2 separate regions of the Homo sapiens genome follow, and region 1 is linked to region 2. A link is a contact called in ENCODE Hi-C or POLR2A ChIA-PET data. All regions are on one chromosome and are shown on one strand. The core of a region is the stretch at or near the end of the contact, and the rest is flanking DNA. Distances in the headings are between cores, read along the strand shown. Region 1 overlaps DISC1 (DISC1 scaffold protein). Region 2 overlaps DISC1 (DISC1 scaffold protein).

Evidence for each region. Hi-C counts contacts between places; a loop is a spot of excess contacts on that map. ChIA-PET counts read pairs that join two places held with the same protein, here RNA polymerase II (POLR2A). Pooled maps may share reads with other maps.
Region 1: a map of dorsolateral prefrontal cortex shows a loop between it and region 2 (3-fold over the local background). The contact joins two enhancer-like sites. A Hi-C loop is called at or near these places in 6 of 168 maps with a recorded cell type or tissue (Caco-2, HepG2, dorsolateral prefrontal cortex and 2 more) and 3 of 50 pooled maps. POLR2A ChIA-PET finds 5 or more read pairs at or near these places in 4 of 52 experiments (AG04450, PC-9, T-cell and 1 more).

Annotation. Positions count from the first base shown.
Region 1 is chr1:231,692,531-231,696,673 of GRCh38, reverse strand. It overlaps DISC1 (DISC1 scaffold protein), which reads right to left. Exons shown (of 13, transcript NM_018662.3): 2 at 1,869-2,848. It overlaps TSNAX-DISC1 (TSNAX-DISC1 readthrough (NMD candidate)), which reads right to left. Exons shown (of 16, transcript NR_028393.1): 6 at 1,869-2,848. Among named protein-coding and RNA genes, the nearest start is that of DISC1, 68 kb to the right of the region's middle. RefSeq lists a silencer at 2,018-2,200. Within about 2 kb of position 1,958, at least 7 of the 41 ENCODE cell types and tissues checked have a DNase peak (open chromatin) inside an H3K27ac peak, as active enhancers do; they include dorsolateral prefrontal cortex, where a contact is called at or near this core.
Region 2 is chr1:231,641,521-231,645,327 of GRCh38, reverse strand. All of the region lies in intron 1 of DISC1 (DISC1 scaffold protein), which reads right to left. All of the region lies in intron 5 of TSNAX-DISC1 (TSNAX-DISC1 readthrough (NMD candidate)), which reads right to left. Among named protein-coding and RNA genes, the nearest start is that of DISC1, 17 kb to the right of the region's middle. Within about 2 kb of position 1,881, at least 2 of the 41 ENCODE cell types and tissues checked have a DNase peak (open chromatin) inside an H3K27ac peak, as active enhancers do; they include dorsolateral prefrontal cortex, where a contact is called at or near this core.

The DNA of each region.
Region 1 (4,143 bases), core at 709-3,208, 51 kb before region 2:
GGTACAACAAAAACACAGTACGATAATCTCACAGGACCACTGTCACATCATATATGTGATCCGTCATTGGCCAAAATGTCATTATGCAGTACATGAGTGTAATTGAAGAGAGTGTCATGTTTTTCCCTGCCCAGCTGTGGGACTGCCATAGACAACAATACTTACACTAAAGAAAAAGTGTGTCCAGATTCTACCATTTGAGATAAGATAGGAATTTAATTTGAGCTATGGACAGAAGGGAGAGCTTCATTTGCTTTTGACTCAAACTCTCTAAATTGGAGCTATTTCTCTAATGATGACAATGGTTAATTTCTGGGTACTTGCTAGATGCCAGGCCCTGTCTGAAGCACTTTGCACATATGATCACATTTAGTTTAATTAACTGGAGAAGAGAAACACCGCAGGAAGGTAGACCCTCTTGCAAAACCCAGGTGAAAGATAACAAGGATCTGAGCCAGGGCAGCGGCCATGGTGATGAGAGACAGATTAGCAGTAGGACTGAGAGGGCTTGGAGGCCAGCCAGATGTGGAACAAGGGAGAGGGAGGTGTGGAAGATGGTTGTGGTTTCTGGCCTAAGAAACTGGATAGATTCTATGCATTCAAATCAACCAATATTGGAGGCCCTTCAGAACGGGTTTCGGGGAAAGACAAGGGGCACTGGTTTAGGCAATGACTAACTGGAAGACTCCACACATCACCCAGAATACAAGCCTGCATCTGTGCTCTGACCTCACTCCCTCTCTGCATAATAAATCAGAGGGCTGGGCTGAGGTCCCTGAGGGCTGAAACAGGGCAAACAGGGACAGGGCTAGAAACATCAGACTATAGATAAAGAACAGATGGGAGATGCTCTTTCGGGGAATGAGCATGAACTTCTGCAGATTACTCCTCCCAAATGCCTGATGAGTGGGTGCTCCACTTCCCTACCCACATGAACATATCCACACACCACACGCAGAAACACATGAGTGCACACACACAAATACACTCGCACATGCATGCACACACACACATGAACACACAGCACAAACATGCACACACACACACGCACACACAGGCACACCTACATGCACACACATACACACACAAACACATATGCACACACACACCAGGATTAAAATACAGTCTGGCAACAGATGAGCCACAGAGCATCTCTACCTGGGCTTCTCTGGGAACTTTTGTGGGTAGAGGAACCCTACCTACTTCCGGCTATACCCACCTCTCAGATAACTGGATGGACAGCATCATCATAAGGCTGGGCCTTAGATGTCTCCAGTTTGTACTTATTTCCAAAGCAGCTACATTCTCATTTGAGCCTTAGAACAATCCTATGAGTTGGTGTTATCTCTAAATACGGAAACTGAGAGCCAAAGAGGTTCAATGACCAGAAGCGAAGTCTCCCGACCCTGTGGAAGGCAGCAGCCACTGCAGCAGGATGGAAGGGAATGAGTGAAGCGGATGAAGAGCAGGATCGCCCTGATAGAGGGCATCCCCATTTTTGTATCTCTCAAGTCCTTCCAAACATCACCCAGCTCAATCTCCCCTGCCCCCAGTTTCCTGTCTCAAAGCAGAGCTGGGCTGCATGAACCACGTCTCACCTAAGCCGGGGCCTGCAGAGGAGCCTGCGGCCCAATGGAGAGCAAATCTGAGCACCTAAGTGACAGAGAAGACAAAAAGGAGAGTAGATCTGTGTCCAATTCAAAGAGACAGAAGTGCAGCAACATCCTGTGCAGCCGGCTCCAAAAGGAGCTGCTGCAGCTTCCAGGAGGAAGTCAGTTGAGCCCAGAACCCCTCGTTTCCTGCCGTCTGCCCAGTGCTAATCTGAGCTCACGACAATCTCGGGCCACAGAGGTGGAAGAGACACTGACCTCCATCTGCCTCCGGTTTCTCAGCAGGCAGTCCCGCAGCACTGGCTCCCATTTCCTGAGCAGGGTGTCCCAAGAGTGGGCATCCCCTGAGCCGCTGCTCCCATCACCACCACAGCCAGCCAGTGAGGGATCCAGAGAACTGGAGGAGCCAGGGTCCATGTCTGGTAAAGAATGCATGTCACGCTCTGGCCTGGAGCTGTTCCTTGCGGCCTGGGCCAAGTCTGCAGAGACCCGTGTAGCCAAGAGACTGAAGGGCCGAGAGAGACATCGCGGGTCCTCGTGAGGCCCGTCCAAGCTGGCAGCTTTGGCTCCCATCTCCTGGGGGCTCTGGCAATGGGACTCAGCCTCTCTGGATGGTGGGCAGCCTTCTGCTTCTCCACGTTCCCCGGCAGAGCCAAGCGAGAGCCGAATAAAGCTAAAGCTTGAGGTAAAGGCACTGTGAGAGCCAGGAGGGGTTGGGGGGACCTCAGGGCCACAGCCAGGGCTGCAGCTGTTGCTACTCAACTCTGCTGATGGCAGAGAGCCTGCTGCCCGGACACGCCTTGCTCCATCGCTGCAGGCTGCCTCCCAGCTGGCGTCCAGGGTCTCAGAACTATCCATGGCTGCAAACTCTTGCTGCCACCCAGCACTCCCAGGGCCACACGGCCAGCTAAGCCTGTCAGGCAATCTGGTGCCACCTCTGAGCTGAATCCCAAAGTGCGCCGAGGTTCCTCTCACAGAGGTCACAGTAGGGGCTGCTGCACTCTTGGAAACAGGGCTCCGGACCAAGAGGCCTCTCGAGTCAAGGCCACACTGTCTGGCCCTGGACTCCGAGTGGTGGGACTCCTCGCCAGACACCCCTCCTGGGAACCGGAACAGTGTGCCCACTGCTGGGGAAAGGAACCCGATCCCAGGCCCTGTCGAGCTTCTCATGTAGCCCGGCCTCCGTGCCAGCCGCCGCCTCCGAAAGCACGCTGCAGGTGGTAAGCAATCCCGGCTGCCTGGGAAGAAAAGAAAAAACAGCACCATAAACATGCAGATCTTACTGGCCCAGCTGGAACTGCATCTGGAGAACATCCCTAGGTTTAAAGGTCATCTCTCAGTACACCTGTCAAAGATAGATGCTGGCTCAGTGGTCCCAGGGCCAATCCATTATGTAAATCCTGACAATCCTCAGGAAGTATTTGCCTGGAACATGTAGAAATCAACACAGCATCTCAGCTCCTCGGTTTAGCAGAGCAGCTGGCACTGCTGTACGCTATGCCAACAGGTCAGCATGAACACAACCTTGGCAGCTCCTGAACCCTCCAACATCTTGCCTGTTGGTCTTTTATGGCACCTCAGTACTCTCATCCTGGAGTGGGCCTGGAAAGCAAATGACGTGAAAGAGGAATGCCAGAGCATGCCTCTAAATGAGATCCAACTATTTACTCTAGCTATTCGTTGAACATGTGAATGTTCACTAGCGGAGCTATCCATGTCCCTGCAAGACTGATCTGTTGCTGCAGACCATGGATAGCTGGCTGTGCCGCAATGTATGGCCATCATCTCATCTCACTCAGTGGATGACAGGAGGCCTGCTTGATGTGTTCTCCAAACCAGCATTGCATTCCCTTCCCAGCTATGCTATAGGAATAGGAACAATAACAAATGCTGACTCCTCATTGACTGGTTCAAACCCTGATTGTACCACTTGCTGGTTGTGTGACCTTCCACAAGTTACTTAACCTCTCTGTGCCTCAGTTTCCCCATCAGTAAAGTGGTGATATTAACAGTAGCTCTCTCATAAGGTGGTTGTGAGCATTCAACTAAATGAGTTACTATTTGTAGACAGCTTAGAACAGTGCCTGGCACATATGATGATAAGAGTGATTAAAATGTTATTATTTTTAGATTGCATAGCACTTTGCTACTCATAATGTGTTTTAATTTACATTAATTTCATTCACTCCCGACCAAAACCATGTGAATCAATCCGACCCGAAACTATAGCTTTCCTTTTATATTAAAGGCAACTGAGATTCAGAGAACTTGACTTTCCAGAACCCCCTGCAAGTAGCCAAGTGACCAGGACAAAGTCTCTTGACTCTACTGGCCCACACAGAGCTCTCATCTCAGGACCCTGCCACATTGCAAATCAGGCATGAAAGTAAAACTAGGCAGCACTAGGCACAGCTGTAATCATACCATGGCCTATGGCGAGAAATGGAACAAACTTCACTCCAGGCCCACACATCCTGCTTTGCTTCCCAGAACAGACATGGGCTTGGAATCTTTGTCCTGTTAAGCCGAGATC
Region 2 (3,807 bases), core at 632-3,131:
TTCAGTGGGAGCTATGGCCAGGCTTTGAAATCTTTCCCACACCAGCATGATGACCGGTGTGTCTACCACTGAGCTCCCTGCCTTCCAGTTAGCCAGGGTGAAAGAACAACCAATCCTCTTCTGACACAGATCTCTCTGTTATTAGGATCACAGAAAAGGTGGCCATGGTGACGATCCTGCCTTTGGGGTTTAGGTCATAGATGACTATACCTATGCTTAAATAGTTATCATAAAAATAGAGTTTTGAGCAGAAATGTGGATCCAGAAAATAGATTTTTAGAAAAATTAAACTACCAATAATGTCCACAGTGAACAGAAAGAGGCTGGTGGCTGAAAATCTATTTAAAGGCTACTGCGACAATCCTGCATGCATGATGAGGATGGAAAGAGAAAGGAAGAATTCAGTCACAGGATCCTAGGGCACAAACCCAGGCCCTAAGCACCCAACAGATTCAGAGAGTCCACGTGCTAAATGCAGGGAAACTAAGACCACTTCAAGTATCTCAAGCAGAAGAAATTTAATATAGGGAATTTGTTACAAAGATATAGAAAGAACTAGAAGAGAACAAAGGAGAAGGAGAGGACAGAAGTGAAAAGGAAAAGGGGGTCATAGCTAGACACCCATCATTAATGCTCCTAAACGATGTCCCTCAGCCTTCTCAATCTGCTGTACTGTTGAGGAGGTTGTGCCATTTGGCTCTGAAGCCACCAAGGAAGTGCTACATCAACTAAGATTGGAGCCCCAATAAGGGGGTTACCTGCAGGGTTGCTGATGTTCCAACTCACCCCTTCCTTACTATCACTACAGCAACTGCTTGCAATGGCCTCACAGTAAAACCCAGAATCAGGAAGTTTTTCTCTCCGTCTTACTGGTCTCCCACCAGTGCCTCCTATTAACAGAATTTAACAGCAAATGAGCTGGCGAGAAAGCCTGGGATATGTAGCTTTCCGGCTGCTAGCCCTAGCAGTAAAGAGCAAAGCACAGGAAGGTAAGTGAAAGGCCAGCCTACACTCTTACCCATTGTTAACAAATGTCCATTCTGAAGGATATGTACAGGGCAGTGGTGAGCAAGCAAGGTGATGGGCAGGGTGGGGGTTATAGTCCTTGCCTTCAAGGAAAATCCTAGTGAAAATGTAGAATTTGGGCAATAGCAAAATTGCTCCTCTGACTCTATGGCAATCAGATCATTGAAATTAAACAGAAATGACCAAGTTGGAGCCAGATAAAGCATGCCATGTGCCCTCTCCAGAATTCTCTGTCTGCTACACTAAAAATAACATCTTTCTCTTGTTGACAGAATTGCAGCTAGCACATATGGTACCATTGTGCAAATTTTTAAAAGGTATCTTCTGTGGGCTGGTAAAATATAAAAAGATGTCCTCTTAGGGAGGGTAAATTAGAAAAAGGTGGCACCTCTGAGCTGATGAATTAGAAAAAGGCTCGCCATCCTCAGCACCAGGGCTCCATTCACCCCTCGGCCAGTACCATTGTGTGGGACGTCACCTGCACAGCGGCAGGCTGCAGGCCACCTGTAATATGCTACCGTTTGCTAAGCCCTTTTATCTCTCATCTTACATGATCCTCACAATAGGCCCACAAAATAAGCATTATTACTTCCTATCTTACAGACGAAGAGAATTAAATAGCTTATTCCCAGTCATATGCTTAATAAGTGACACAAGAGCTGGCAGAGATGTGAAATCTAATAATAGCTCCTCAATAATAATATTGAGCGCCTACAGTGAGGCAGAAACTGTATGTACTTGAAACTCTACACATCTGACCGCAGTCAATTCTCTTAACAGTATGAGGTAGCTAGTATTCTCTGTATTTCACTGGCCAATTTTTGACTGCTAGGAGAACAAGGACATCAGCGTCCCGGGGAAGGCCCCCACACCGTGTATACAGTGTGTGTGCCCAGTCCCCAAGCCACCATGAATGGCATTCTTTCATTTATTTTATTTTATTTTTTTTTACTAGTTATTGCCTCACTCAAAGGAGGCCTAAACACAGTGAGATCTGAAGGGACAAGGAAACTGAATAGGAATATCTGAAGCTGGGATTTCCTGTGGGTTTTTCTATGAGTGAAACAAAAAGCTCCTTTGACTCTGGCTCTTTCGGGGTTCCAGGGAACAAGATGGCATTATCTCTGCACTGAAGGGCCTTTGACTCCCACACTCACTGCAGACAATGCTAAAAGAACACCCAAAGAATTAGCGAAATGGCCTGCCAAGTCCCCAACTTTACAGAAGCTCTCCCTTGGTGGAAATAGCTCACAAGTGACAGCTCTGAAAATTTACAGAGCCGGCAAGGTTTGGTGGGAAGGCAGTAGACCAAGTCCTCATCTTCTGCTGTTCCAGTGCATGCTCAGGTTGAGTACATTTTCATAACGGTTTTATTAAATAGATTTTCACTGTGACTATTTCCTCCCTGGAGCTAAAACACCTGAGAAGCCAAGGAAGAAGGAAAACTGTGTTTACAGAGAAAGGCAATGACAGACGCTCTGCTGAGCTGAACTTCTTTCAAGGTTAGAATGCCCTCTTTGGGTATGAAATTATACCAGCAAGAGCAGGGAATTTTCTGAGCCAGAAGAGATTCAGAAACACCAAAATCCACACAATGTCCTAATGGAGAATTGTATAGAGCTTACATTTCATACAGATGAAAATGTTATATAGGTAAAACCAAAATTCAATTGCACAGTGAAAAAAAAAAGATTTACTGGGCCTAGAACTGTAACTCCTGTAACAGAGCCTACCTATATGTGTTGTTACACAGCCTTCACTGTCCATGATACATTTGGTATCAATCATCCACACTGAATCATCTCATCGCCAGCAGCACTAGAGATACTCACGAGAGGTGACAGCGTGCTGGCAGTCCTCGCAGCCCGCGCTCGCTCTCGGCACCTCCTCTGCCTGGGCTCCCACTTTGGCGGCACTTGAGGAGCCCTTCCGCCCGCCGCTGCACTGTGGGAGCCCCTTTCTGGGTTGGCCAAGGCCGGAGCCGGCTCCCTCAGCTTGCAGGCAGGTGTGGAGGGAGAGGCGCGGGCGGGAACCGGGGGCTGCGCGCGGTGCTTGCGGGCCAGCGCGAGTTCCGGGTGAGCATGGGCTCCGCGGGTCCGCACTCGGAGTGGCCGGCCGGCCCCGCCGGCCCCGGGCAGTGAAGGGCTTAGCACCTGGGCCAGCAGCTGCTGTGTTCAATTTCTCGCAAGGCCTTGGCTGCCTTCCCGCGGGGCAGGGCTGGGGACCTGCAGCCCGCCATGCCTGAGCCTCCCCGCCCTTCGTGGGCTCCTGTGCAGCCCGAGCCTCCCCGACAAGCGCCGCCCCCTGCTCCACAGCGCCCAGTCCCATCGACCACCCAAGGCCTGAGGAGTGCAGGCACACGGCAGGGGACTGGCAGGCAGCTCCACCTGTAGCCCCGGTGCGGGATCCACTGGGTGAAGCCAGCTGGGCTCCTGAGTCTGGTGGGGCCTTGGAGAACCTTTATGTCTAGCTCAGGGATTGTAAAAACACCAGTCAGCACCCTGTGTCTAACTCAGGGTTTGTGAATGCACCAATGGACACTCTGTATCTAGCTAATCTGGTGGGGAGGTGGCGAACATTTGTGTCTAGCTCAGGGATTGTAAACGTACCAATCAGCGCCCTGTCAAAACAGACGACTGGGCTGTACCAATCAGCAGGATGTGGGTGGGGCCAGATAAGAGAATAAAAGCAGGCTGCAGGCGCCAGCAGCGGCAACCCTCTCCGGTCCCTTTGCACATTGTGGAAGCTTTGTTCTTTCGCTGTTTGCAACAAACCTTGCTG